Linked DNA regions of Homo sapiens: region 2 is linked to region 1. Evidence: read pairs that join two places in POLR2A ChIA-PET (ENCODE). Cell type or tissue: GM12878. All regions are shown on one strand. Links, peaks and the distances in the headings refer to the core of each region. The heading gives the core; the rest is flanking DNA.

What was found. Peaks named below come from ENCODE experiments on the same cell type or tissue, not always from the same donor. Only the 100,000 strongest peaks of a DNase experiment are listed, where the experiment ranks them.
Region 2: POLR2A ChIA-PET joins it to region 1 with 9 read pairs; 3 of 35 experiments call an interaction of 5 or more read pairs at or near these places.

The regions. Positions count from the first base shown.
Region 1 is chr10:26,787,334-26,800,922 of GRCh38, reverse strand. The region is part of intron 2 of ABI1 (abl interactor 1); the gene reads left to right. It overlaps LOC124900293 (small nucleolar RNA SNORA57), which reads right to left and starts at 11,906; the gene lies at 11,766-11,906. It also overlaps the pseudogene RNU6-946P. RefSeq lists a silencer at 10,235-10,324. In GM12878, for the core only: no CTCF peak of the experiment used is centred there; no DNase peak of the experiment used is centred there; H3K27ac peaks cover 282 bases.
Region 2 is chr10:26,708,424-26,725,748 of GRCh38, reverse strand. It overlaps PDSS1 (decaprenyl diphosphate synthase subunit 1), which reads right to left. Exons shown (of 12, transcript NM_014317.5): 5 at 15,981-16,111; 6 at 5,390-5,531; 7 at 1,832-1,943; 8 at 1,626-1,735. It also overlaps the pseudogene HSPA8P3. Among named protein-coding and RNA genes, the nearest start is that of PDSS1, 19 kb to the right of the region's middle. In GM12878, for the core only: no CTCF peak of the experiment used is centred there; no DNase peak of the experiment used is centred there.

The DNA of each region.
Region 1 (13,589 bases), core at 7,682-11,681:
GTGATTCTCCCGCCTCAGCCTCCCCAGTAGCTGGGATTGCAGGCGTGTGCCACCATGTCTGGCTAATTTTGTATTTTTAGTAGAGATGGGGTTTCTCCATGTTGGTAAGGCTGGTCTCGAACTCCCGACCTCCCAAAGTGCTGGGATGACAGGCGTCAGCCACTGTGCCTGGCCCCTTGATTTTTTCTTTTTGAGGCAAGGTCCTGGTCTGTCACCCAGGCAGCAGTGTAATGGTCCTGTCATGGCTCGTTGCATCCTCCACCTCCTGGGCTCAAATGATCCTCCTGCCTTATTTTTTTGTTTTATTTTATAGAGATGAGTTCTCACTATGTTTCCCAGGCTGGTCTCAAACTGGAGGGTTCAACCATCCTCCCACCTTGGCCTACCAAAGTACTGGAATTATAGGTGTGAGCCACCGTGCGCGGCTGACCTTGATACTTTGGAAAATTTATAGCCAGTTGTTTTGTAGAATGTGTCTCCGTATGGGTATGTGTAATGCTTCCTTGTGATTAGATTCAGGAGTTTTGTTTTTGTTTTTGAGACACAGTCTCACTCTTTCCCCCAGGCTGGAGTGCAGTGGCGCGATCTTGGCCCACTGCAACCTCTGCCTCCAGGGTTCAAGCGATTCTCCTGCCTCAGCCTCTTGAGTAGCTGTGACTGTAGGCACACGCCACCATGCCCGGCTAATTTTTTGTATTTTTAGTAGAGACGGGGTTTCACCATGTTGGCCAGGCTGGTCTTGAACTCCTGACCTCAGGTGATACACCTAGGTTGGCCTCCCAAAGTGTTGGGATTACAGGCTTGAGCCACTGCGCCCGGCCCGATTCAGGTGATATATTAAGGATGACTTTTTGAAGGCAGTAGTTTCCTATTTAAAAGCTGCTCCCACTGTCTTAATTTTTTTTTTTTTTTTTTTTTACGTTTTTGTGGTTTATATTGTAAAATTGTTTTCCAAGTGTTTTTAGTTTTGTGTCTTTAGAATCTGTGATAATATGGAAATCTAGAGGAAGCCTGTAGAGAACTTGGCATGCCCATCAAGATGTGATGTCCCTAAAAATATTTTGAAAGAGAGCAGCAAAATGTACTGTCAGAGGAATTTTTTTCAATTAATTGGGAATAATTGATTTTGCTATAATTTGTCATTAAGATCATTTCTAATTGAAAAATTCTTTGGGTTTTGAATTGCAAATGGTACTTGAACTTCTAACGCATAAATAAGTATATTTAATTATGGCAGAACTTATTTCTAAAATAGCCTTCTTGGTTAAAACAAATTGTACACATTTCATCTCTCAGTTTTAGCTCTGAAATGATTTGAAAATCCAAACGAAGGCAGTCAGAATCACTGTTCTAAGCCTATTTTTAGATTTTTTCCCCTTCAGTTGGTTTCCTTTCTAGCCACCTGCAGTTTTATGTGCAGTTGCACGTGCTCATTTTTTCTAATTTCCCCCCTCCCCCGAAGCTTGGCAAGCAGCTTCTTTATTGCTTTTGGTTTGTTCTTTTTGAAGAGCACAGTGTAAATTATAAAGCCTTCATTGAGTATTTAAATGTATTTTAAAATATTTTTGAGAAAATGCAGCATAATTATGGAATACAGGACACTCTGCCTCTAAGAATCTTTTCTGATTATAGTTCTCGATATTATATTAATATACTATATATTAATATGCAGAATATATCTTTTTTATTCTTGCAGTTTTTTTCTGTTTTTAAAGATTTGTCTGGATGACAGAGCTTTGGGAGATGGAACTGGAAAAAAGCTAAAAAAATTGCCTCTTCTAAGAAATCATATAACTGGATTCACAAAAATACAGTGATACTTATTTTAATAGGAGTACTATTGAATTTACATTTAATGTAGTTAATGATATATTTGAATTCAAATGAAACAACATCATTTTGTGTTTTCTACTTATGTCATCTGTTCTGTCTCTTTTTTCTCCTTTCTTTCTTTTGGATTAACTTCCTTCGGAGATTTGTTACATGTGTACATGCTGACTCCTGCTTGTGGTGAATTTTTTTCCTTATGTGTTTTGTAAATTTGTGTTGTAAGCTTATTTTAAGATCTCATGTGTTGAGATCTCTGTGCCACTTAAGGGATATACCATTGATAAGCTAAGCTGAAGGTATATTCCCTGTTCTGCTAAGTGTTCTAGGATGCCGTCAGTCCAGGACTATTTATACTTTTTGAACCTGAAAACTTCATGGAAATGTGTATACTTTCTAGAACATTCCCCAACCCCACCTCAGTGTGTGCGCCTTAGTTTCCTATAGTTGCTGTAACAAATCACCGCAAATTTAGTGGCTTATAACATATCTTTATTATCTTACAGTTCTGGAGGTCAGAAGTTTGAAATGGGTTTCACTGAGCTAAAATTAATATGTGGATAGGGCTGTGTTCCTTCTAGAAGCACTAGGGGAGCATCTGTTCCCTTGCCTTTTTTCAGCTTCTAGAGGCCACCTGCACTTTTGGCGCATGACCCCTTCATCCATCTTTAAGTCACCAATGGCCAGTTGAGTCTTTTTCGTATGGCATCACTGATCAGTACTGACCCTCTGGCCTCCCTCTTTGGCTTGTAAGGACCCTCGTGATTTCATTTGATTCACCCCCCCCAATACTGGATAGCACCCCGTCTCAAGATTCTTAATCACATCTGCAAAGTCCCTTTTGCTATATCAGTTCTAACTTCCCACCTTCAGCAAGCCCAAAGGGTATTTTAATTTTGTCCCCATGTGGCATAAAAGTACAAGCTCCTTTGCTAGAGGCCAAAAAGCTACTACAGAGTAGCTGCAGCCTTGTTCATGTTTTCTGCTCTGAATTTTTGTCCTCTCTTTTTCCTAGTCTCCCTGGATTTTCTTTACTCTCTTTAGTTTTGGACTGTGAATTTTAAAAAGATGCTTTCATAGCATCTTTAAATCAAGCATTTTTAGGTAGTTTCTAGTGGGAGAGATTTCAGGTTATCTAATGTGCCATATTGCTCTAGTTGGCATTGCTTATATTAGTAAGGTAATAATGACTTTAACAAGACATAAAGTCTGTTACTTTGTTTTCCTATTATCCTTTAATTTAAAATGCTTTTAATGTCAATCAAAACCCCTCAGTGAATCTCATCTTTGAAAAGTCAGTTAATTGTGATTAAAACTCAGTTTCTTCATATGAACATTCCGTTCTACTCTGATATCGACAAGCCATGCTTTTTTTCTTTAATCTGAACAGCATGTCTTGGTTTACAGCTCTGACCCCACTATTCAGCCAGATCAGGTTTTTCCTACCATGCCTTGCCTTCCTTCTTGACTGTCTGCTGAGATTCTCCCTCATTTTTACATTTTCTGTGTTTCTGCTTATCTCATTTGAGCTAAAGGCATATAGATACTCTTCTGTACCAAGCTGTTATCTTTGGACTTCATTTTACAACTCCCTCCCTTCCTCCCTGTGATAATATGTGAATGTGATTAAAAACCAGTCACATACTACCTAAGGGATTACAATGACAAGCGGAATTCAGTGCAATCCCTTCCTATCCCTAGTCGTGCTTTCTAGAGCACTTATAGAGTGCATATTGTATACCAGGCTTTTTACATAAATGAACACCTATGAATTAATTCATTCTTATAACAACCTCATTTTACAGATGAAGAAATTGATACACAAAGAGCTTAGGCAACTTGTTCAGGATAATACATCTATTAAATGGCATCATTTGAACCAGGCAGTCTGGTTTTAGAATCTACTTGTTATCACTATGCTATACTGTCCTTAGTTTTAGACTAAAAATTACTTTCCTTTAGACTTAAAAAATAAATTTTACTGTGTATATTTGAGGTTTACAACATGACGTTATGGCAGGGGTCCCCAACCCCTGAGCTACTGGCCTGTACTAGTCCGTGGCTTGTCAGGAACCGGGCTGCATAGCAGGAGGTGAGCAGAGGGCCAGCGAACATTACTGCCTCCTGTCAGATTAGCTGTGGCATTAGATTCTCACAGGAGCGCAAACCCTATTGTGAACCTTATGTCCAAGGGACCTAAGTTGCATGCTCCTTATGAGAATCTAATGCCTGATGATCTGAGGTAGAACAGTTTAATCCCAAAACCATTCGCCTGTCTCCCCAGTGCGTGGAAAATTGTCTTCCACAAAACCGGTCCCTGGTGCCAAAAAGGGGACTGCTGTGTTATGGAATACATATAGACAGTAAATTAGTTACTATAGTGAAGCAGATAAACACATCTGTCATTTCACATAGTTACTTTTGTTAAGTGATGAGCACCTAAAATCTACTTATTTAATGAAAATCCTTAATACAGTCATGCTTGCTTAATGACAAGGAAATGTTCTGAGAAATGTATTCCTAGGCCATTTTGTTGTGTGAACATCATAGAGTGTACTTACGCAAACCTAGATAGTACAGCCTACTGTATACCTAGGCCCTATGGTACAGCCTGTTGCTCCTAGGCTACAAACCTGTACAGCATGTTACTGTCCTCAGTCCTGTAGGCAATTGGAACACAGTGGTATTTGTGTATCCAAGCATGTCTAAACATAGAAAAGGTACAATAAAAATACAGTATTATAATCTTATGGAACTATTGTTATTATGTGGTGTGATATATATGTGGTCCATTGTTGACCAAAATGTTATGTGACACATGACTGTACAATACAGTTTTATTAACTGTAGTCCTCGTGTTGTACATGGATCTCTAAACTTATTCTGAATATCTGCTATTTTGTATCTTTTGACCCACAGCTCCCTCTCCTTTCCCCCCAAAATAACCATGGTAACCACTGTTTCATTCTCTATTTCTGTGTATTTGAGCTCTTTTATTTTATTTTTTGAGACTGGGTCTCACTCCGTCACCCAGGCTGGAGTGCAGTGACACAATCATGGCTCATTGCAGCTTAGACCTACGAAGCTTTTGAGCTCTTTTATTTTATTTTTTGAGACTGGGTCTCACTCTGTCACCAGGCTGGAGTTTCTCCGTATTGCCTTGGTTATTTAGGATTTTTGTGGCTCTGTATGGATTTTAGGATTGTTTTTTCTATTTCAGTGGAGGATGCCATTAGAATTTTGATAGGGATTGGGTTAAATCTGTATATTGCTTTGGGTAGTATGGCTGTTTTAACAATATTAATTATTCCTATCTATGAACATGGGATATCTGTCCATTTATTTGTGTCTTCAGTTTCTTTCATCAGTGTATTATAGTTTTCAGTGTACAAATCTTTAACCTTCTCGGTTAAATTTACTCCTAAGTATTTTTTTTTGGATGCTATCATAAATGGAATTGTTTTCTTAATTTCCTTTTCATCTGGGTTATTGTGTGTAGAAATGTTACTGATTTTTGTATGTTGATTTTGTATTCTTTAACTTTACTGAATTCATTAGTTCTAGCAGTGTTTTTATCTTTTCTGTGGGATCTTTGGGGTTTTCTGTATTTAGGAACATGTCATTTGCAAATAGAGATAATTTTACTACTTCCTTTCTGATTTAAATGCCTGTTTATTTCTTTTTCTTGTTTGATGGCTCTTGCTAGTACTTCTAGTACTGTGTTAAATAAATTTTTTTATTTTAGAAGTCAACATATTTTAAAGGAAATAGTTCATTTCTTCTCCCTTCCAATATTGTCATTGAGATGTCTTATGTGTCACTGATTGCAGATCCTTTGTATATTCTTATCTTTTTCTCTCTGGAAACTTTTGGCATATTTAATCTCTACTGTGGTGCTTTGAAATTTCACAGTTATGTAACTTGGTATGGTGTTTTTGGTTTTTTTTTTTTTTTGAGACAGTCTCGCTCTGTCGCCCAGGCTGGAGTGCAGTGGTGCGATCTTGGCTCACTGCAATCTCCGCCTCCTTGGTTCAAGCAATTCTTGTACCTCAGCCTCCCGAGTAGCTGGGATTACAGGCGTGCGCCACCATGCCTGGCTAAGTTTTGTATTTTTAGTGGAGGCAGGATTTCGCCATGTTGGCCAGGCTGGTCTCAAACTCCTGGCCTCAAGCAATCCGCCCAACTCAGCCTCCCAAAGTGCTGGGATTACAGGCATGAGCCACCACTCCTGGCCCTAAGTAACAACTTCTAATGTCTAAGATTGCTAAGATGAGTTGTATTTATTATTGGCTATAAGCTTTTTCTAGTTTCATATCATCAGGTAAACTCAGTTAAAAACTTGAATAAGAACTGGGAAACAATAATAATAATAAAAAGCTAACATATATTGATTTTTCTACATGCCAGACACTGTTGAAAATCCATTCTATATATTGCTTCATTTAATCCTTACAGTAACTGTGTGAAGTTGATAACTGTTTTTTTGCTTGTTTTTACATCTCGTATGTATGGTAAGGAAACTGAGGGCATAGGATGGTTAAGTAACTTACCCATGTGCACACAGTTAGTAAATGGTACAACCACCTATTAAATCCACACAGTTTGGTTCCTGAACTCAACTCTTAGTCATTAGACTGTACTTCCTGACATATGTAGAGAATTTTATTTTACTTATTTTTTATTTATTGAGACATGGTCTTGTTTTGTCACCCAGTTTGGAATGTAGTGGCATGATCACTGTTTACTGCAGCTTCAACCTCCTTAAGCAATTCTCCTGCCTCCTGTGTAGCTGGAACTACAGGCGTGAGCCACCATGCCTGGCTAATGTATTTATTTTTATTATTTTTATTTTTATTTATTTTGGAGACAGGGTTGCTCAGGCTGGAGTACAGTGGCACGATCTTGGCTCAATGCAACCTCTGCATCCTGGGTTCAAGGGATTCTCCTGCCTTAGCCTCTCGAGTAGCTGGGACTACAGGCGCACATGTCATGCCCGGCTAATTTTTATATTTTTTGGTAGAGATGGCGTTTCACCATGTTGGCCAGGCTGGTCTTGAACTCCTGACCTCAAGTGATCCACCCACCTTGGCCTCCCAAAGTGGTGGGATTATAGGCGTGAACCACTGCACCCGGCCCTTGCCTGGCTAATTAAAAACAATTTATTTTTTGTAGACACAGGGTCTCACTATGTTGCCCAGGCTGGAGAATTTTAAATATATCATCTTTTTAAGAAGGGAGAGACACTCATGAAATATTAAAACAAATGTTAGTTGTTAGGTAAGAAGTAGTAGGTTGAAGAATTAAGTTCAAATTCATGACCTGGTGCTTAGAAGATCAACTGTGATCTAATGTTCTATTAAAAGCTCATATTTAGCTTAGATTCTAGTTTGGATAAAAAATGATTATCACTAAATTAGGCAAAAAAGTTTCCTTTTTGAGGTGGGTATGTAATTACCACATAGAGTATTTAGTAGTTTGTCTTATATAATTAAGCAGGCGAGGAGGAGACAGAAAAATGTCATGGGAAGTACTAAAAAATTAGACGTGGGCCAGAATGTTAGTGACAGATTCAGTTTTTCCCAGGCCAAAATATTTCAGAATAATTCTGATCCAAGTGGTTTTTGTTTTTCCACCAGAGTCTGATTTTGCAGCTCATCTTTTCTAAATAGATCTATTTTATGGTGTGTATATGGGTCATTCTGAATCAAGTTAACTTCGAAGTTGATTGGGACCTTGTTTCAAGCTTATTGAACAAAGATCTGTAACACAGAATTTTGGGCATAAGGCCATTTCCAGAGTCTGGTCCAAATAAGCAATAACAGACAAAGATTGTCTCTTTCTTGGCTGAAGGCTTCCTCTGTGCAGCTTGTCTCAGGACTCTCTTCTTCTGCCCTTTTTATACCCCTCTCCTTTCTCTATTCAGGGCAAAAATATTTTGATTTTCATTCTGTAGTTATTTTTTAGCAAACATTTATTGTGTTTTTACTTATGTACAAGGTTCTTTGCTTAAAACCTATAATGCCCTTCCTGTAGTAGCAGTGGCAGTTGTGAGGATGATAGTAGGCCTTCTGAGATGATATTGTAGAAAATCCATGGAACGTTAAGTAGTGTTGCTATGTCATACTTCTTTCCTGCCTGGCTTTCTGTCTTTTGATGATTAAGAAGGATTTTTCTGGAAGATCTTTAAAAGAAGCATATGTGTTATTTTTATTTCCTCCAGAGTGACAAGGGAGAGGAAAAAGAACAAAATGAAAACCTATTTCTATACAGCAGTTTAAAATAATCATATCTTAAAAGATAATTTTAAAATCTTGTCTGCTTATGGAGTTTGTCATTTTATTTCTACATTTTAGAAAATGTTTTCCTCTCTAAATATAATTGCTTTTAGAATATTTTAATGTTTCCTTTAGAACATTTGTTTACCACACAATTAATTTTATTTATTCAATTCCCAATCTACTTATTTTTATAAAAGCCTTGCTTGACCATTTAAAAAGAAGTTTTCAAATTTGGTCTCCTAATTTCCATAATCTTTTCTTCAACTCTTAATTAGAGTAGAGTTCAACTTACTTTTATTCATACTATTTTAGCTTTTCTCTCATCTCGGAGAAGGTGTTGTGTTTTCATGCCTCTTTTCCCTGGCTTATGCTGTCCCCTGTGCTTGGATTTTGACCTTTTTCCCCACTCTCCTTTTTTCTCTTTCACCTGCCAGTTATGGCTGGCAAAAATGAGGTTTCTTTCATGGAGTCTTTTGATGTTGCTTCAGGAATATTAATCATTCTTTTCTGTATGCTATTTGTGTGTAATTAAAGACAAAAATTACACTTATTCAAAAGAATAAATGTAATATATGTTATGCATATATAATAAATCAGACATCTCTGAATCCATCGTTAAAACTAAAAACTAGAAAATGACCAATTCTGTTTCTTTTCTCTGTATACTTCTCACCAACCACAAAAGGGATGTTTATCATTCCCTTGCACTAAACATTTTTTTAAATCGCATGTATGTGTATCACTAAACAATTATTGTTTAATTTTGCTTGTGTTTGGGCTTATAACAATGGATTCATCCTGTATGTAGTCTAGCATGGCTTGCTTTTTTTATTCAGCATTATAATTTCTAAGATTTATCCGTATTACATATACATAGTTCATTCATTAGTAGTTTGTTCATTCTCATTATATAGTGTATAATATTTCAAGTATAAATATGCCATTTATTTGCATTTAAATGTAAAGGATCTGGAATTAGTTTTTTCCTATGGTTTGAGGTAGGGATCCATTTTCAGTGTTTTTTTCTATATGGCAAAATAGTTGCTCTACTCAAATAAAACATTCTTCTTACTGTGCTATCACTGTAAGATACCAAGTTTCCTTATAAGCATGATTTTTTTTCTGAATTCTCTCTTCTGTTGTATTGGTCCATTTATTTAACCCTGTAAGAACCCTACTATCTTCTTTACTATGGCTTCGTATCTCAATAGGCAAGTTACCCTCCTCCCTTCTAGTTTTTCTTTTAGACCATGTCTTAGCCATTCTTTCCCCTTTGCCCTCCCATATAAATTTAGAACCTTTAAAATCTCTGTTGGCATTTTTATTGGAATGCATTGAAGCTGTAGATCAGTTTGGAAAGACTTGGCATCAAGGTAACATGGGATAGAAGGGGGACAATCGGGTGTATGTGTGGTTGTGAGTAGATGGGGGTGTGTTGTATCTGGCTTTGAAGACCATTTAAGTTTTTTTCCAGGTTTTTCTTTCAAACTCCTATCTCACTGTTTCCTTATTTCTTATTTATAACTTGAAGTAAAATATAATTGGATAGGGGAGAGAGCTTTTAGGGTTTTATTCAGGGTGTTCTAGTAATTTTTACTTTGAATATTTCTCTTGATTATGTTATGTTCCATATTGCCTTTAGTCTCTCTCACAACTCTTGATATGATTTTTGCTTGTCATAATGAGTCTGCCAAAAGAGTTTTCCACTTGTATTATATTCGCTCTGTTTTTTTTTTTTTTTTTTTTTTTGAGACGGAATCTTACTCTTACCTGGGCTGTAGTGCAGTGGTGTGATTGTGGCTCACTGCAGCCTTGACCTCTTGGGCTCAGGTGATCCTCCCACCTCAGACTCCTGAGTAGCTGGGACTGCAAGTGTGTGCCACCATGCCCAGCAAATTTTTTTGCATTTTTTGTAGAGATGGGGTTTCACCATGTTGCCTAGGCTAGTCTCGAATTCCTGGACTCAAATGATCCATCCTCCTTGGCCTCCCAAAGGGCTGGGATTATAGGTGTGAGTCACTGAGCACAGCCAGTATTAGCTCTGTATTATGCCTCTTGCATTACCCAAATTCAGAGGCCTTGTTTGCTTTTATTGGACTAACTAGAACTATGTCATTTTTACCAGCCCATTGCAGTACAGTTTCATTTTATGTGATAAAAATACAACATAAGTGGTCACTTCTGCAGCACGTACACTAAAATTGGAACAATACAGAGAGGATTAGCATGGCCCCTGTGCAAGGATGACATGCAAATTCATGAAGTGTTCCACATTTTTCTGACAAAGGTCTAATATCCAGCTTCTATAAGGAACTTAAAAGAAAAAAAAACAACCCCATTAAAAAGTGGGCAAAGGACTTGAACAGAGAACAGACACTTCTCAGAAGACATACATGTGCGGCCAACAATCATTTGAAAAAAAATTCAACATCACTGACCATTAAAGAAATGCAAATAAAAACCACAATGAGCTACCATCTCATACCAGTCAGAATGGCTATTATTAAAAATTCAAAAAAATAACAGATGCTGGCGAGGTTGTGGAGAAAAAGGAATGCTTTTACACTGCTGGTGGGAATGTAAATTAGTTCAACCATTGTGGAAGACAGTGTGGTGAATCCTCAAAGACCTAGAGACAGAAATACCATTTGACCCAGCAATCCCATTACTGGGTGTATACCCAAAGGAATATAAATTATTCTGTTATAAAGACACATGCACATGTATGTTCACTGTAGCACTATTCACAATAGCAAAGACGGAATCAATCTAAATGTCCCATCAGTGATAGACTGGATAAAGAAAATGTGTGGTACGTATACACCATGGAATACTATGCAGCCATCAAAAAAGAATGAGATCATGTCTTTTGCAGGGACATGGATGGAGCTGGAGGCCATTATCCTTAGCAAAGTAATGCAGGAACAGAAAACCAAATACTGCATGTTCTCACTTATATGTAGGAGCTAAATGATGAGAACATATGGACACATAGAGGGGAACAGTGCACACTGGGGCCTACTGGAGGGTGAAAGGTGGGAAGAGGGAGAGGACCAGGAAAAACCTAATGGATACTAGGCTTAATACCTGGGGGATGAAATAATCTGTACAACAAACACCCATGACACATGTTTACTTATGCAACAAACTAACACATCTTACATATGTACCCCTGAACTTAAAAGTTAAAAAAAACATAAAATATTAATAAAATACAGAAAATCCCTTTTAAAATGTGAAGATTTCCTTCACATTAAAAATTTTGTGAACCACTGCGTAATTTCAAAACTGAAAAGGGGATTAAACAGTTTCTTTTATTGTCATTTGATGTTTAGTCAGGAAACGGAAACACCATCATTTGTTATACGTCTTGAATTTTGTGAGCTTTGAATTATATAAAACATATGTAATTCAAATGTGTGTATGTATTCATGCTTTAAAAGGTGATTCCCCCTGTACATGTTCATTTTTTTGGTTACTTCCAAATTTGTTCCATGTATATTCTATTTTGATTTTGTCTCTTCTCCTTCAGGTGCTGATGCATCAAGCATGGTCTTCATTTATTGACAACTTGTCTTTGGGTTTTTATCTTTTCTCTAGTTAGTACTTTTGATACCCCTACCTCTAAGATCCACTTTCTTTTTTCTTTTTCCTTTTCCCTGGTGTCCTGGTGCTTGAGGATAGAACTGGCAGACGGGAAGCTGCATGGCTCCAAAGACATGCCAAGGGGGCCAGAGCTCTTCCCTTTGCCTCTGTACATAACAGGGAGTGGGACTACAAGTTCCTGCCAAGAAAATGAGGATCCACTTTTTTTTTTTTCTCAAATGAATTTTAGCATTTGTTTACGTTGGAATCAGTTGAGTTTTCAAACTGCTGGTATCTTTTTTTTTTTTTTTTTTTTTTTTGAGACGGAGTCTCGCTCTGTTGCCCAGGCTGGAGTGCAGTGGCGTGATCTTGGCTCACTGCAAGCTCTGCCTCCCAGGTTCATGCCATTCTCCTGCCTCAGCCTCCCGAGTAGCTGGGACTACAGGCGTCCGCCAACCACGCCCAGCTAATTTTTTGTATTTTTAGTAGAGACGGGGTTTCACTGTGTTAGCCAGGATAGTCTCGATCTCCTGACCTCGTGATCCGCCCACCTCGGCGTCCCAAAGTGCTGGGATTACAGGCGTGAGCCACTGCACCCGGCCTCAAACTGCTGGTATCTTAATGTTTATTAGACTGGCTTTGAGGAGTTCTTAAAAATTGTATTGCCAGTGGCAAAACTGGAGATTTGAACCTAAATCACATTCATCATATTTCAAATACATAATGTGTTACATTCATGTTTTCATATTAATATTTTAGAAATGCTTTATCTTAATTGCAGAGTTGTAGATTGGGTAGTTTGATAAATAAGATTCAGATTTATTATTTTTTAGTACTTTTTTGTATCAAGCAATGTTAGAGTTTCTAATATGCTATTCCCATTTTATATAAGCTGTGTTAGTCCGTTTTCACATTGCTGATAAAGACATACCTGAAACTGGGAAGAAAAAGAGGTTCAGTTGGGCTTATAGTTCCACATGGCTGGGGAGGCCTAAGAATCATGCCGGGAGGCAAAATGCCCTTCTTACACGACGGCAGCAAGAGAAAATGAGAAGGATGCAAAAGTGGAAACCCCTGATTAAACCATCAGATCTCGTGAGACTTATTCACTACCACGAGAACAGTATGAGGGAAACCGACCCCGTGATTAAAATTATCTCCCACTATGTCCCTCCCACAACACGTGAGAATTATGGGAGTACAATTCAAGATGAGATTTGGGTGGGGACACAGAGCCAAACCTTATCATAAGCAAAATGAAATTTTAGTTAATTAAAACTTGCATAAAATGTTATATCCAATAAGCAAAAGAGTTAGTATTCAAACATAATTTTCTAATTTCAAGATTGCACGCTTTTTTTTTTTTTTTAACCAGTGGGTCTAAGGATTGCTATAGGGTACTCTCCTGGGCCATCTAGTTCTTCTCAACTGGGGTTACTCTGATTTTGACTCTCATATATTAAGACTAAAAGCTTATTGTTTTTTAATGTCAGACTGCTGCTTTTGCTATGTAAAGTTGAAGAAAAATGTATGAAAGTAAGGAAATTCAAGTATGAGAAAGAATTAGTCTCGCTGAAAAAGCTAACTCTCGCTTGGTGAACATATGCATGCTGTTGTTATACAAATGTTCCAAACCTGTTCCCTTTTTTTTGCTCACCCTGCCATATGGAGGGTTGTGCTTTGCTGGACATGTTGTGTTTTGGACTTCTATGATTCAGAATTGAGAGAATGGAGAGGGAGTAGACCAGAGTAGAATTTTTCAAGTAATTTGAAATCGTGTCCTGAATAATTCTGCAGTGTGTGAGTGAAGTAGGAAGGGTGAAAAAAGGATGATTTTAAGGAGGAGAGTTGTGGATTCCATGATGTTTGAGAAAAATAGGGAAAGAACAAGACATTTTG
Region 2 (17,325 bases), core at 6,415-10,414, 74 kb after region 1:
ATGAGCCTCACTTAACACATCCTCTTAAGGATAAATATTAGTAAGTAATATTAAGGCACCCTAATGTGTTAAGAGGATGGATCCTGACCTTCAGGGAGAGTTGGGCCATCAAGGGCATGATAATATGTAAAGGATTACTGTAAAAGTGTTAGAGCACCCACTTAAAATAGGCTATTCTCTTATTTAGCATCTCGTGTCTATACTTTCTTCCATCTCACTTTAAAAAAAAAACCCACATAATTTCTTGGAAATAAAAACATAATAGCCCTTTTAATAAAAAGACAAAAGTGGTCGAGACTGTGGCTAGCATGTTCTACATAATTCACATTCCTTAAAGTTTCTATTAGGTCTTTTTAGGAAGAAAAGATTGTCCTCATTCTTTTCTGCCTTGCAATTATACATTTCTTGACACTTTTCAAAACAGAGACACTAACAGCAAGAGACTTTTTCATCTGAGAGGTCTGAGCAAAAGCTCTCTTTACCTGTTAATTATGTTAGGAGTCTATCATGACAGCAATTGACATGCGACCCTTACAGGTCTTCCTTATTTTGTGGCTGTAATTACATGGGAATGTCATTTGTCCAGGTTTTGTCTCTGTGTATCTGTCAGGCTTAGAGATGGGCAGATAAACAATTCTATGGAGAGACTGCTTTTCATTCTTGGACTAACGATGAATACCACACATTTGTCTACGGATTAAAGGTATTACTCATTAAAAAAAAAATGTATACATGTGTATGCACAGCGGAGGGAGGGAGAAAGCAAGGGGAAAAACAGTTATGGCTTATACTCAATTTGTACTCTGAAGAAATAGGACTTGTTTATATTTCATGTAAAAATATTAGAAGGATTGGCCAGGTGCAATGTATTGGCCAGGTGCAATGGCTCATGCCTGTAATCCCAGTACTTTGCAGGGCCAAGGTGGGTGGATCACTTGAGGGCAGGAGTTTGAGACCAGCCCGGCCAACATGGCAAACCCCCATCCCTATGAAAAATACAAAAATTAGCTGGGTGTGATGGCGCACACCTGTGGTCCCAGCTACTAGGGAAGCTGAGGCAGGAGAATTGCCTGAACCTGGGAGGTGGAGGTTGTAGTGAGCCAAGATCACACCACTGCTTTGTAGCCTGGGCCACACAGCAAAAGACTCTGTCTCAAAAAAACACAAAAAACAAAAAAACAAAAAAAAGTTCATAGAATGCTAGTACAATCTAACAGATATCTTTTCCTGAGTAAATATTATATTAAAGAACAGAGCACTTCATTTCTAAAAGGTGAAGTGTCAGAAAGAGTGTGTGTGATATCAATCATTAGAGAAATTATGATAAATTGTTCAAAATGATACAGTTTGGCAATCAGATTGGGGAAGGTGCGGGAAAGCTTATTTTGATTGAATTCTTGGGAAGAAAAGATGAAAAGTCAACGCCTGCATACCAAAAGAAGATGGCAAAAATGAAAACACAGCAGAAGTCCTCTATTGTTTGGGGATGTCATTCTTTTCCTCATTAACCTCTTGGGATTTTTGGGTACTATTTTAAGATTCTTCACCGAAATATTTTCTAGGAAAATTAGCTCCCAAAAAAGAGCTATGAGGCTTTAACTTGAAGAAAGACAGAACGTACATACTGCTTTACAACTGTTGGCTATCAGGCTGGCGGTCTTCTTGAATGTCTTCTCAAGGTAGTGTGCAAATCTTTCATTCTCATTTTCTTTTGACCCGAGCTGAAGAAATTCACCTATAAAGAAGGAAAGGAGTCATTTGAGAGGTGGCTTTATTGCCTGGCTAAACACCAGGGTTGAATAACAAAGAAGAAAAATCAGAATCAACGTACCACGCACCAAATCTTCAATAACTTGGGTTAAAATAGATATAACAGTTGTATTTCCAATTCGTGCCAGAGCTATAGATGCTGCAGAAAGAATTAAATCTCCAGCAAGAACAGCCTAGAAAAAGACAGGGGGAAAACAGAACGTTCTGAAAAATCCATCAGAGCAGTAGAGCCAATGATGAAACTGACTGGAAGGGAGCTTCGTGGAAGTGGGGGCTCATCTTGGATGCAGGGTTTTTTACCTTCTTCTTCCTCAACAGGAGTCCGTAACAATCAGTTACAGATTTGGAACAGTGTTTGAACTGGACTGGCTCTCAGAGATGACCATGTCACTTCCCAGTTCGTAATAATCAGTTACAGATTTGGGACAGTGTTTGAACTGGACTGGCTCTCAGAGATGACCATGTCACTCTTCCCAGTTTCTAATAATCGGTTACAGATTTGGGACAGTACTTGAACTGTATTGGCTCTCAGAGATGACCATGTCCATCTCCCCAGTTGACACCTGAAGAAATCAATGCCTGGAGAGGGAGAGCAGCTTCACTCACCAGCCCCACCAAAATGCAGCTGCCTTCAGTTTCACTACACTGGATGTTCATTCTTCCTTTGTGCCTTTCCACTTACTGTTCCTTCTGCTCAAAAAGTTCTGCCCCCTTCTTCACTGAGTGGACTTATTTGCATAATTGGTTCAGATGCCACCTCTAAGAAGTTCCCCCCGATCCCTCAGTCTGGTCAGATGCCTCCCTTTTGTGCGTGTACAACACCCATGCATGCTGCGACCATCACACCTTGCGTACCAGTCAGTGATGCTCTAGTCTCTATGCTCCCAGGGCAGTGGGGAGGGTGGAGTGGAGTGGGAGCTCAGACTAGGAATCATCTCAGCTAGTACTGAGCACACCCCAGAGCATGGCACGATACATGTTATTTTCAATAAAAATTAAACCAAAGAATTTTGGCTCCAAGTGAAATGCTTTTTGTACTATGTGACACTGCCCCTCATTCCTAGACAAAAAAAAAAAAAAGTTTTTCCATTGAACACTAAGCAATCAACATATTTCCAGTCTTCTTTAGACTGTGATGGATGTCTACACTGTATTAGCAACTAGTTATAAACTACTGCATAAATAGTTGAATTATATGCTATAACCAAATACACCCTATATATCACATTAATTTGCATATTTAAAGATATATATTACATTCTTTTTTTTTTTTTTGAGAAAGAGTCTTGCTCTGTTGCCCAGGCTTGAGTACAGTGGCATGACCTCGGCTCACTGCAGACTCTTCCTCCTGGGTTCAAGCAATCCCCCCACCTCAGCCTCATGAGTAGCTGGGACTACAAGCGTACACCACCACGCCCAGGTATTTTTGTATTTTTACTAGAGATGGGGTTTCACCATGTTGGCCAGGCTGGTCTCGAACTCCTGGCCCCAAGTGATCCAACTGCCTCGGCCTCCCAAAGTGCTAGGATTACAGGCGTGAGCCACCACACCCAGCCGTAAGTGTTACATTCTGTAGTAATTAGTCATAAAGGCTAGAGTTCACAGAATTTTTAACATAACTATTTAGGTACTTATTGTCTTAGGTTCTTCAGTATCTAAACAGTGATGTTCATTGTGTTTACCAATTAATCACCACTTTATATAATATACATATTATGTAAGACATCCTGATGTAAGTATATGCCTATAAAGTCATTTTACAAATTATGATATATAGGTACCCACTTACATTCCCCGACCCAGCCCCTACATCATTAGCAGCTCAAGGCTCGGGATCCTTTGGCCTTTAGTTCCTTCTTCACCTGGCCGGGGAGATCCTAGAGACCAAAGGTCCAGCATATGACATGGAAGCCACAGGACTGTGACGGCCAGGGGTGGGAGTTAAAGGAAAGAAGTGCTAGGAAGCCCAGGCCAGGCCTAACAAGGGCTCACCGAGGGGGCACTGTGTGTGGGGGGTTTTGTACCGGTAACATAGCAGTTGTGGGTCAGAGGCAGAAACAGGTAGGAACTGGCAAGTAGCCCTGTGCTAAGCAGATGGCTGTCAGAACTGAAAGAGGCAGGTGAAGGCGGCACATGTGTCCTTGACCTGCCCTCAGAAAGAGGTCCCCAGTGGCAGAGGCAGACACACAGGGGCTAGCCAAGGCGGAGACCATCATTTGTTCTCTTGATCCTCTTCCCCCGCCCAAGGCTCCACATAAGGCTTTAGGACTGGCTATGCCTGAAAACAGATACAGCTGACGGCAGGGATGGGTCATAGAGTTACCCACATCCTCTCCAAATCTAAACGCCATCTGCTTTTTGGCCAACATTCTGATGTACAGAATTTAGTCAACAGGACGTAAAACCTTTTAATCTAAAATTTGAAATAAAAGGCATATAAATGAAATTGCAAGACTCGATTTCAAAACAGTCATTTATGTTCAAATAAAACCAGCATGTGAAGATAACAATAAACATATATATATGTATGTGTGTGTGTGTGTGTGTGTGTGTGTATACATATATCTCTTCTTTTAATAAGGAGAATTAAATAGGAATGAACCAGGAATACTATAAATCTATGAGAGAAAAGGAGGTGAGGGTGGGGTAGTTGTTTGCACAAACTTTTTTTTTTTTTTTTGAAATGGAGTCTCACTCTGTTGCCCAGGCTGGAGTGCAGTAGTGTGATATTGGCTCACTGCAACCTCCCTCTCCCAGGTTCAAGCGATTCTCCTGCCTAAGCCTCCTGAGTAGCTGAGATTACAGGTGTACGCTGGCTAATTTTTGTGTTTTTTTAGTGGTGACAGGGTTTTGCCTTGTTGGCCAGGCTGGTCTCGAACTCCTGACCTCAGGTGATCCACCCACCTCAGCCTCCCAAAGTGCTGGGATTACAGGCATGAGCCACTGCGCCTGGCCTGCACAAACTTTTTGTTTGTAGAGCACGTGTGTGGTGATGGCGATGGATGCCTGTGCATTTTCATTCTCATCTGTTCAACTTTATTCTCATCCTTCAACCCAGGATCTATGCATCCTCAAACCAAGTCCCTGTTTCCCATATTCCCAATGCTAATAATATAGAAATATGCTTTAATATATACATATATGAACCAAACCCAATTACAGAACTTCTATTTCAAAAGACAGAATTTTCATGGCAGAACAGTATCTCTCTGAGGTTTCTTTTTTCTTTTATTAGTTTTATTTGTTTGCTTTGGCATTTATATGCAGCACTCAATTATACAAATGTTTAAAAAATTAAACTGAATCTGGGTAATCTAAGCCCAAAAGTAAAACGTATGATTCCTCATGAAATACATTTTTTGGACACCCATGAAAATCCCTTTCCTTATAACCAAAGGAATTCTATTAGAAATACTAAGTTTATTTTTCCATGGTATTTTTTATTATTTATTTATCAAATATCTGTATTTGGACAAGACATGAATACTTTTTTGAAATTCAGAAGACCACATTACATTTGAGCAAGCATATTTTTAATGAGACAAATCTGAGAAACAAATGCGGTCCGAAAAGTGTGTGATTCAGTAAGAGAGATTTTAAAAAAACCAAAAAACCATACCTTCTTTTCACCCCAGATCTTATTAACTGTGTGTTTTCCTCTTCGAGAACTTGCATCGTCAATAACGTCATCGTGAACCAGACTAGCAGTGTGGATCATTTCTGCAATTAAGGCTATGGCGCGCTGGCTGGCTTGCACATGTCTAATTAACAGAAAGCAATGCTTTTTAACAGACGCCGCCTAGAACCTTCTCAGCAATCAGCTTGTGAAAACTGGACATCGGATCTAGGATAAAGAATGTTATTTCTCTAAGAGAAACGGTATAAAAACTCTGGCTTCACCACACAGCCATTTCTATACATTTACAAATGTATGAGAAACCCTGCCACAACTACATTTTATGAATTCCCCATTGAAGAAGTAGAAATTGTACCATTAGCCAAAAAAACAGTAAACGATCAGAAGTCTGGCTGATCTTATTGGGCTGAAGAATCATCTTTATAACAGTGTTCTTGGTCAGGTGTTTAAGTTTATAAGTTTACAATTAAATTTTGGGGTGGATAGGGAAGATAGGTGAGAAGCATTTTTTAAAAGTATTTTAAAGACTCAACTGTCTCAATGTTCAAGGCTTTTAATACTGTCTTTTTTGTTTTTGAGACAGGGTCTCGCTCTGTCACCCAGGCTGGAGTGCAGTGGTGCAATATTGGCTCACAACCTTCGCCTCCCAGGTTCAAGTGATTCTCCCACTTCAGCCTCCATGAGTAGCTGGGACTACAGGCATACACCACCACACCCAGCTAAATTTTATATTTTTAGTAGAGATGGGGTTTCACCATGTTGGCTAGGTTGGTCTCGAACTCCTGACCTCAAGTGATCCGCCTGCCTTGGCCTCCCAAAGTGTGGATTACAGGCGTAAGCCACCGCACCCCGCGTAGTAATGTCTTAAATTAAACGTTTAGTATGACAACCTCAGTAACCAACAGAAGATGTTTGTAAAACTTTCTTCCAACTCACATTTAACCTTCTCATTAGAAATTTAAACTTTTATTTCCCAAGTTTAACACAAACTATAGGATAAGTAGGCTCAAGAAGACAGGACACAGATATAAATTTTACAGTTCAGAGGGAATGTCCCCCATTTCATTTTAATCATTATTACCACCATCATCTATGGCAATTTTTAAAAACTAAATTTCAAGAAAATCAAACTGGCGAAATAACCATTTGGAACCTAAAACATATCCTCATTTAAACACACACTAACCAAATGTTGCACTTATTCCAAATGCTTATTTTCAAATACCATCAGGTTGTATCTTAGAGGGGAAAAAAGGGAGAGGGATTCTGAAATATGACTTTTTCTTTAAAAATCGAATCTGAACATCTGCACAAGGTAATGCTCATTCCAATTCCTCAGACCCGGCAGAAAGCAATGAAAAATGAAGTATAACTACATAAAAGGTGCTGTAATTTAACTATCGACACTAAATCAGCATGAGGAAAGCTTTTGATCTTGCTTTACATATAATTTTAAAATATGATGTCACGCTGGCTCCTCTTACCAGCAGCCTTAGAACTAAACCCTAGACCCTTTCAACTGCTCTCAGCCTGGAAATCATGTCTACAGTGCTACTCATTCCTTTTTTTTTTTTTTTTTTGAGATGGAATTTCACTCTTATTGCCCAGGCTGGAGTGCAATGGTGTGATCTCGGCTCACTACAACCTCTGCCTCCCGGGTTCAAGCCATTCTCCTGCCTTAGCCTCCCAAGTAGCTTGGATTACATGTGCACACCACCACATCCAGCTAATGTTTGTATTTTTAGTAGAGATGGGGTTTCACCATGTTGACCAGGCTGGTCTTGAATTCCTGACTTCAGGTGATCCACCCACCTCAGCTTCCCAAAGTGCTGGGATTACAGGTGTGAGCCACCACGCCTGGCCTCATTCTTTATTAATATTTCAGTTACAACTTCTTAATATGTCTAGATCACAACAAATTCTTCTAAGGGGGGAGTATTAAAACAAAAGCAGTGGAGGGTAGGGACAAATTAGCATATAAAAACCACTTCTGTAGTCTAGGCACAGTTACAGGTTCCTGCCTGTAATCCCAGCACTCTGGAAGGCTGAGGCGGGCGGATCACTTGAGGTCAGGAGTTCGAGACCAGCCTGGACAACAGGGTGAAACTCCAACTCTACTTAAAATACAAAGATTAGTCGGGCATGGTGGTGTGCATCTGTAATCCCAGCTACTTGAGAGGCTGATGCAGGAGAATCACTTGAGCCGGGAAGTGGAGGTTGCAGTGAGCCGAGATTATGCCACTGCACTCCAGCCTGGGTGACAGAGACTTCATTTCAAAAAAACACAAAAAAACCAAAAACCCCAATAAACTTCAGTAAATGAGAAAATAGAGGTTCAGGGTTCAGGTGAGTTTTAAGCCACCTGAATCCCTCAGTGAGATTCAGTTTTTATATTAGAATACTTAAATATTTTTCAGGTAAATTTACTAGGCCCTATCTTCTTTGAGTTGAATGCACAGGAAAAGATATAAACTTTTACAGTTTTTTTTTAATATAAGGCTTTTAGAATATTTTTGCAAGTGAATTTCAGTCTAATAAATTAGACACCTCCTACTAGTTAGCAGTAGACCTTACCTTAAAACAACAGGTAAGGTCTAGCCTTTCTCATGCATTCAGAAGTTGGGCACCACTTCCATTATGATAAATTACATCAGCAGACGGGGCTCCTGCTGAGAAGTTGCAATGAAATTGGCAGCACTCACCAAGATACTAGAGTTGTTTTGGTAATCTGAAGCTATTATTACAACAAAGATTTCTTAAAATATTTTGAAATTTCATAGACTATATATCCATCTAAAAATGTCATTTTGCGCCTGGCGCAGTGGCTCATGCCCATAATCCCAGCGCTTTGGGACGCCGAGGCGGGAGGATCACCTGAGGTCAGGAGTTCGAGACCAGCCTGGCCAACATGACGAAACCACGTCTCCACTAAAAATACAAAAACTAGCCAGGCATGGTAGTGGGTGCCTGTAATCCCAGCTACTTGGGAGGCTGAGGCAGGAGAATCACTTGAACCTGGGAGGTGGAGGTTGCAGTGAGCTGAGACTTGCACCACTGTACTCCAGCCTGGGGGGTAGAGCGAGACTCTGTCTCCGAATAAATAAATAAATAGAATAAAAAATGTCATTTTGCATGGCTAAATTGTTGACTGATGAAATCAGGATGAAACTGAAATGTTATTTGGTACTGTAACACAGCTTCTACGTAGAATATACATCATATTTCAGATGTTCCATAGTTTTACCTGATGTATTTTTTATCCAGTTCAGCTTTAGTGTGTGTCAGCTTACATCTGGGAAATGCTGCCACTGCTTATCCATAACATGAGGGTGGGACAGATGACCAAAATGCACAGATTACAGAAAAACCTCACACTGTCCTTAAGATGACATCTCCAAAATGCCAAACTGAATCAAGCCTTCAAAAAACTGGGCACCATTTCTATTTCCTACTGTGAAATAGTGGATCACATTTTCCCAGGATCTGGGAGAGGTGACAGGCAAGGTAGCATGGAAAATGAAGCCCTTGGTCTTGAGAGTTGGCTACGTCCTCTGTACTTCACACCTGCAAGAGTATGCTATGATTCAGCATGCCTGTCAGGACTTTTCTTTCCTCCTTCATTAGATTTAAAAAATTATCTTTTTTTTTTTTGAGATGGAGTCTTGCTCTTTCACCCAGGCTAGAGTGCAGGGGCGCAATCTTGACTCACTGCAACCTTCGCCTCCTTGTTTTAGTGATTCTTCTGCCTGAGCCTCCCAGGTAGCTGAGACTACAGGCGTGTGCCACCACGCCCAGATAATTTTTGTATTTTTAGTAGAGATGGGGTTTTGCCATGTTGGCAAGGCTGGTCTCAAACTCATGACCTCACATGATCCACCTGCCTTGGCCTCCCAGAGTGCTGAGATTACGTGAGCCACCGCACCCGGCCAAAAAAATTTTTTTAATAATGAAGAGTTTCAAACATACCTAAAAATAGATAGAATAATATAATGACCCTACCAGTGAATCCTTTACGAGGTTTACATGTGGTTTTACAAAATATATTTTCCCTGTTCATACTAATATAAAATGTGAAGTCTTAAATTGCAAGTAAACCCCCAGTGTGTAGGGAGGGATCTGTATCAAGGGCGCCTCCAATCTAAGGAATGGCAGAGTGCAGGGAGGAAGCCTGTGAGCTCCAACTTCTAGGCCATCCTCCCCAGCCACTGCTCATTCACCTTCTAAACCTAAAGAAACACGTAAGGCTCAGAATAAAGTCTGTCTCTCTTCAGTGGGAATTTTTTTAACTTGATCCTAACAGTCATAGATTTGTTAGCATTTTAATGTCAAGAGAAAATAATTGGTATCTAAAAGCAGCAACCCCTGAATATTTTCAGATTTAGCTGTGGATATAATGGATGTCTGCAAAGTTGCATCATAAATGATGCAGGGTTCACACTATTGCTTATTTGCTTGCCACTGAAGAAGAAATTACAAGAGCTTCTGAATCTTGGGATATGTGGAGAGAGACCCCTATGATGATACCTGGATCTACAACTTATCCAGGTTGCTCTGTGCAGAGCTTTCTCTATAGGGTCCAGGGTACTATGGACTAACCAGCATTCAGTTCTTTCAAATTGGGGATGGGTAAGGAAAGTGTAGGAGTGCCCAGGCGCGGTGGCTCATGCCTTTAATCTCAGCACTTTGGGAGGGGGAGACAGGCGGATCACTTGAGGTCAGGAGTTTAAGACTAGCCTGGCCAACATGATGAAACCCCGTCTCTACTAAAAATACAAACATTAGCTGGGCGTGATGGTGTGTGCCTGTAATCCCAGCTACTTGGGAGGCTGAGGCAGAAGAATCGCTTGAACCTGGGAGGCAGAGGTTGAAATGAGCTGAGATTGTGCCACTGCACTCCAGCCTGGGTGACAGAGCAAGACAAAAAAAAAAAAAAAAGTATAGGAGTTGATTCCTTTGCAGACAGAATCAGCCTCATCCTGGCATGGAGGGTGCTGAACAAGGTGCACACACCACGGTCACAAGCCCTGCAGCCCTCTTGCTCTCACTGAGGTTCTTATGCTTGACCTTGCACTCATGCATGAAATGATGACCATCTGCTCATCAAAATCTCCAGCTTAATGGGTGTCCCTTACTGTAGAATGTACTTCAAAGATCCGTTTTAACAGTGACTATGGACATATCCACAGAACCATCTCCTAGGTGAAAGACAAAACCATTTCCTTTGGTAGCAACCTTCTTGCCTATCCCATAAACAGCAGCAGCAGTGGCTGGCTCAGTGACACAGAACACACAGAAACCAGGAATGGCTCTACAGTTGTTAGTGGCCTGACCTTTGGAATCACTGGAGCCAGTCAGTGCTAAATGGCTGTTTTGTTACAGTCTTTTCAGGGATAGGCTTTGGTAATTTCCTTAGTTTTTTATAGTGCTATAAAAGTTACCTCCTCTGAATACAGGATTGTTATCACACCTGGACTCTCAACCTGTTATCTACTGTGAAAACTGTGTCTAATAATTTGACCCCCTAAACATCTAGTTCAGCTTTGAAAACTGGACTAATGTAATCCAATGCCATTGGCTATTTGCAAAATTGATATCAACAGATCTCTGTACAGCACAATTTGGGTAGTCTGTTATCCTGATTGCTGGCAATGATATTCACTTCTTAGAACTAAAAGAGTTTCACACAGGAATGGATGGTGCCAAGATCCAGGTGCCAGTGATAACAGTGTCTTCAATGAGGCAGCTGAGCAGGCTAGGTAGGTTTGGCTTGTCTGAGAAACATGCAGACACTATAACTGTGCTGCATTCAGTGAGTGAAGCAATTTTATAGAAATCTATCATAAAGCTCTTTTTCTTTTCTTTTTTTTTTTTTTTTGAGACAGAGTCTCCCCTAGGCTGGAGTGCAGTGGCGCAATCTCTGCTCACTGCAGCCTCCACCTCCTGGGTTCAAGCGATTCTCCTGCCCCAGCCTCCTGAGTAGCTGGGATTTATAGGTGTGTGTCACCACGACTGGCTAATTTTTATATTTTTTGTAGAGATGGGGTTTCACCATGTTGGCCAGGCTAGCCTCAAACTCCTGAACTCATGTGATCCACCCACCTTGGCCTCCCAAAGTGCTGGGATTACAGGCGTGAGCCACTGTGCCCAGCCCATAAAGCTCTTTTTTGATCTGGGTTCTTTAATAAAATGAGCTTGGGTTTTGCTGAGCTCTGTTGCAAGTTAGGTTCTGCAGGAGGCAGACTCTGAGATGAAGTTTAAAGGACAGGATGTTTATTCGGGATTATCCCTTGGGATTACTGACACCTGAGGGAGGGGGAGAGGATACAGGACTGGGTAGCAGGAGAAGCTGAGCTGGAATCAACAGCCTGAAACACCCTCTAGGGTGTGCAGGTAGAATGGCCCTTCATCTATCAGTCCCTGGATGTGGGCTGCCTCCCGAAGGGGCACAGCCTAAGGTGAGAGGACTCTTTGTAACCAAGGCAATCCTTGAAGAGGCTAAGAAATGAAGGCCAACAGGTACCAACCATACCTGGTACAGCAGCTGGGGCAGAGTCGTGCACTGACGGGGGATCTGGGGGCAAGTCTCAGGATCCACCACAACTCTGTGTTCTGGACATGTCAAGTCTGAGTCTACTGTTGTGTGGATTCCTACTTTCTCTACCCAGACACCATGGTTAGCAAGATTCAGAGAGAAAACAAACACGGGGTCCTGAGCTTTTCAGGGCCCTACTTCCCTTTGAGAATAAACTGTAAGCCATAGAAATCCTTCCCCAAAAAATCCAAATATACACAAAATTTTGCATACAATGTCAAGTTGTTTACAGACATCCCACAACTCCCGTGAACCTCAAGTTAAGAACTCCCCGTAATCTAGTAGGGAACATTTAATGGACAACTGAAAAGCTTAATAAAGGAAAATATAAAAATCAGTAAGTAGTAGTTTCTCCCTCGTGCTCTGTTTCTTAAGATATACCTTCTATCGTTTATTAAAATCCCCTCCAAAGTTTTGTTTTAAAAATCCCCCATGTTTTTTGTTTTGTTTGGTTTTTTTGAGACGGAGTCTTGCTCTGTTCCCAGGATGGAATGCAATGGCGTGATCTCGGCTCACTGCAACCTCTGCCTCCCGGGTTCAAGCGATTCTCTTGCCCCAGCCTCCGGAATAGCTGGGACGACAGGTGCGTGCCACCATGCCCAGCTAATTTTTTGTATTTTTAGTAGAGACAGGGTTTCACCGTGTTAGCCAGGATGGTCTTGATCTCCTGACCTCGTGACCCGCCTGCCTCAGCCTCCCAAAGTGCTGGGATTACAGGCGTGAGCCACTGTGCCCAGCAAAAATCCCCAATTTAATACATACCTCAGAAGCAAAAAAAAAAACAAAAAAACAAAAAAACACAGCATCTGATAAGCCTCCTAAGAGCCATTAAACTTTGATTGTCAAAGGTTTAAAACAGTATCCCTCCATTATGACATCACCAACAAGCAAGCCTGTCAGGTTCAATGTCAGGTTCACTGATCTGGGGCCACTGAGGCTGGAGGGGCTCTCTTGGCACTGAACATGGATGGTGCTGCTCCTGAATCTTTAGCTGCCATTTCCCCCTACTGTCCTAAGCCTTTCTCAGCAAAAGCAAAATCACAAATGGCCCAGCTCTCCAGAAGCCTCATCCCTTCTTCTTAAGTGGCATGGAAATAATACCTACATATTTAGTCCTTTAAGTGCCCGATCCAGAAGAGTCCACAGAAAGCAAGTATTGTCAGGAAGTTGGGGCTTGGAGAGCAGAATTGCTAGGGTACTGTACCACCCAAACCCACGCCACAACCGTGACTTGTCCCCATGCCGGACGCTGTCTCTGCACTGTGACTTTCCTAAGCCCTGCTCCAATCACTTATAGGGAGAATAAGGCTGCAGCTCTGACATTCCCTGGAGAGGGCAGTAGTGAACTTACTATTTAAACTAGCAATGGCTTTTGTTATATTCTCCTATGTTTTCTGCAACTAACAATTTATACAGTTTCCATAAGGCAGGCTGAAAAAACTTCAAATTGGCTGGGCGCGGTGGCTCACACCTGTAATCCCAGCACTTTGGGAGGCCAAGGCCGGTGAATCACCTGAGGCCAGGTGTTCGAGACCAGCCTGGCCAACATGGCGAAATCCTATCTCTACTAAAAACACAAAATTGGCTGGGCGTGGTAGCGTGCATCTGTAATCCCAGCTACTTGGGAGGCTGAGGCAGGAGAATTGCTTGAACCCAGGAGGTGGAAGTTGCAGTGAGCTGGGATTGTGCCATTGCACTCCAGCCTGGGCAACAGAGCGAGACTCCATCTCAAAAAAAAAAAAAAAAAAGAAAAAGAAAAAGAAAAACTTCCAATTATGGGGACAGTGGGTGATAGTACTTAAAGCAGTAAAAAAAAAAATTTCCTTCCCATGTTTATTTCTGAGAGCAATGAACTGTATTACATATTAAGAGAGAAATTAAAAATATAAACACATTCTCTAGACCAGTGATTCTCAACCAGGGGCGAATCTGCGCTGCGTGGGACCATGGGACACTTGGCAGTATCTGGAGGCATTTTTGATTGTTACCAACTCGGGGGCATCTAGTAGGTAGAGTCAGCGATGCTGCTAAACATCCTGTAATGCACATGGCAGCCCCCAGTGACCCCCAACAAAGAACAATGTGGCCCAAAATTTCAACAGTCCCGAGGCTGCGGAACTCTGCTCTGGACTGCAGGAGATGTTATTTCAAGTTTGGCTCAGAGGGAGCGTTTTTGCTGCTCTGCCTTCCGGTAAAGTGAAAGTGGTCCTGACAATGGTTAAAGGTCAATGCCAGAGATTTCACTGCTTGCTACAAATATACTGAGAGCTCTTTGAAAAGCCCAGCTAAAGTGGCAGCCAGACCTGGGCATGGCAATATGTACTGGACAAGGCAGGGCCAGCAGCAGGGCAGAGAAAGCTGTGGGCAGAGGAGAGGAGCCACTAAGAAGCAATATCTGACACTCATTCTTACAGCGTCATTAAATTCAGTGCTGACAAATCTTAGGCATTCCTTAAATATCTACTGAGAAGGGGAAATATAATACAAATGTTCAACACTAGGGAGATGTATTAGTACATCATGGTCTACTGGAATTTCCATCAATAGATTATATGATGTAATTGTGAAGACATTTCATTAATTTATTTTAAAAACTTTTTTTTTTTGAGACTGAGTCCATGCAACAGATAACTCAGACTTGACACGTCCAGAAAACAGAGTTGTGGTGGATTCTGAGACATGCCCCCAGATCCCCCGTCAGTGCATGACTCTGCCCCAGCTGCTGTATCAGGTATGGTTGGTACCTGTTGGCCTTCATTTCTTAGCCTCTTCAAGGATTGCCTTGGCTACAAAGAGTCCTCTCACCTTAGGCTGTGCCCCTTCGGGAGGCAGCCCACATCCAGGGACTGATAGATGAAGGGCCATTCTACCTGCACACCCTAGAGGGTGTTTCAGGCTGTTGATTCCAGCTCAGCTTCTCCTGCTACCCAGTCCTGTATCCTCTCCCCCTCCCTCAGGTGTCAGTAATCCCAGGGGATAATCCCGAATAAACATCCTGTCCTTTAAACTTCATCTCAGAGTCTGCCTCCTGGAGAACCTAACTTGCAACAGAGCTCAGCAAAACCCAAGCTCATTTTATTAAAGAACCCAGATCAAAAAAGAGCTTTATGGGCTGGGCACAGTGGCTCACGCCTGTAATCCCAGCACTTTGGGAGGCCAAGGTGGGTGGATCACATGAGTTCAGGAGTTTGAGACCAGCCTGGCCAACATGGTGAAACCCCATCTCTACTAAAAATACAAAAAAAAAAAAAAAATTAGCCGGGCATGGTGGCTCATACCTTGAGACCACATCCTGGCTAACACGGTGAAACCCTGTCTCTACTAAAAATACAAAAAATTAGCGGGGCACAGTGGCAGGCGCCTGTAGTCCCAGCTACTTGGGAGGCTGAGGCAGGAGAATGGTGTGAACCCAGGAGGCAGAGCTTCCAGTGAGCCGAGATCACACCACTGCACTCCAGCCTGGGCGACAGAGCAAGACTCCGTCTCAAAAAAAAAAAAGATGCCAGACTAGATTCCTGAGTGACTTTAGTGACTTAAAGTCAGAATCTAAACATCACAAAGTGAATTTTTAGGTACATGCTACTTTTTTTTTTTTAAGACAAGAGTCTCGCTCTGTCGCCCAGGCTGGAGTGCAATGGCGTGATCTCAGCTCACTGCAACCTCCGCCTCCCAGATTCAAACGATTCTCCTGCCTCAGCCTCCCAAGTAGCTGGGATTACAGGCACCTGCCACCACGCCCGGCTAATTTTTTTTGTATTTTTAGTAGAGACGGGGTCTCACCATGTTGGCCAGGCTGGTCTCAAACTCCTGATCTCACGATCCACCCGCCTCAGGCTCCCAGAATGCTGGGATTATAGGCATGAGCCACCATGCCCAGCCGGTATATGCTAATTCTTAAATGGGAAATGAAACAGTAAGTAACCCCGGGAAGAAAGACTTCCCAAATATAAAAACAAGAAAGGAATGAAAAAAAGAGCTCACCGGGAGTTGTTATGATGAATATTGCATGCTCGGGCCATTAGCGCCACAATAATTGGTCGAAAGGCTTTCCCTTTCCCATCAAAGTAGTACTCAGACATTTCCTTAAGTTCTGATGTTGATATAAGCAGTTCCTGAAATAAAGTTTCTCTGTGTCACAATGGCATCAAAAAACTGCACAGAAAGCCAACAGGATTTCTTTTTTTTTTTGAGACGGAGTTTCGCTCTTGTTGCCCAGACTGGAGTGCAATGGAACGATCTCAGCTCATTGTAACCTCCGCCTCCCGGGTTCATGCGATTCTCCTGCCTCAGCCCCGCAAGCAGCTGGGATTACAAGCACCCGCCACAATGCCTGGCTAATTTTTTGTATTTTTAGTAGAGACGGGATTTCACCACGTTGGCCAGGCTGGTCTTAAACTCCTGACATCAGGTGATCCACCCGCCTCGGCCTCCCAAAGTGTTGGGATTACAGGCGTGAGCCACCGTGCCTGGCCAGGATTTCTTCTACAAAACTTTGGTTTAATTTAAGTGTATTCATTTCAATTGAGAAATTCAACACTCCGTGGGCAAGGCTCCCACGCTGCAGGGCCATCCACCTGGCTGTCCTGCAGGCTAGAACATAAACAATGCGTGGATCAGCCCCAAGTGGCCTGAATGCTAGAACAGGTACTGCCACCTGCCCCGCTGACAGAATCAGACACCAGAAGACCCCAAGAGACAGCAGGAGGTGGAAGAAAGCACTAGGTGGCTAAGGGACTCTGGGCTCATTGACAGCCGGACAGCGAAAGGAACAGGGGCTGGTTCGCAGCTTGAAAGATGGAGGCGGGAAGAGAAAGATGGGGAAGGTGGAAGCCAGTGGCCGTCGGGAGCCTGTGAAGCAGGTCAGGCGGGTGGGGTGTGATGGGTAGGGTGGCAAAGTTGTTTTTTTAAATTTTTTATTTTAATTTTTTTAGAGACAAGGTCTTGCTCTGTCACCCAGGCCTCAGGGCAGTGGCACGATCATAACTCACTGCAGCCTCAAACTCCCAGGGGCAAAGCTGTTTACGAGGGGCAGGAAGATAGTAAGGCCACAGCCAAGGAGAAGAAACAGGGCTCAGTCCATCTGGCTTGGCCTTTATTTGGCAAAAGACATTTTGAGGGTTCATAGAGGCCCACGTAAGCGCATAGAGCCCATATAAGGCATGGGCTGCCGGATTACAAGGAGCCTACAACTGAACTGGGGAGAGAAACATTTTGCAAATATGAAACAATCAATGACGAATACAGTGGTAGCGTGAACAATGCTGTACATTAAATACATTGAAAGTTCAGGGAAGGAAGAGATCAGTGCAGGCTAGAAAAACTGAGT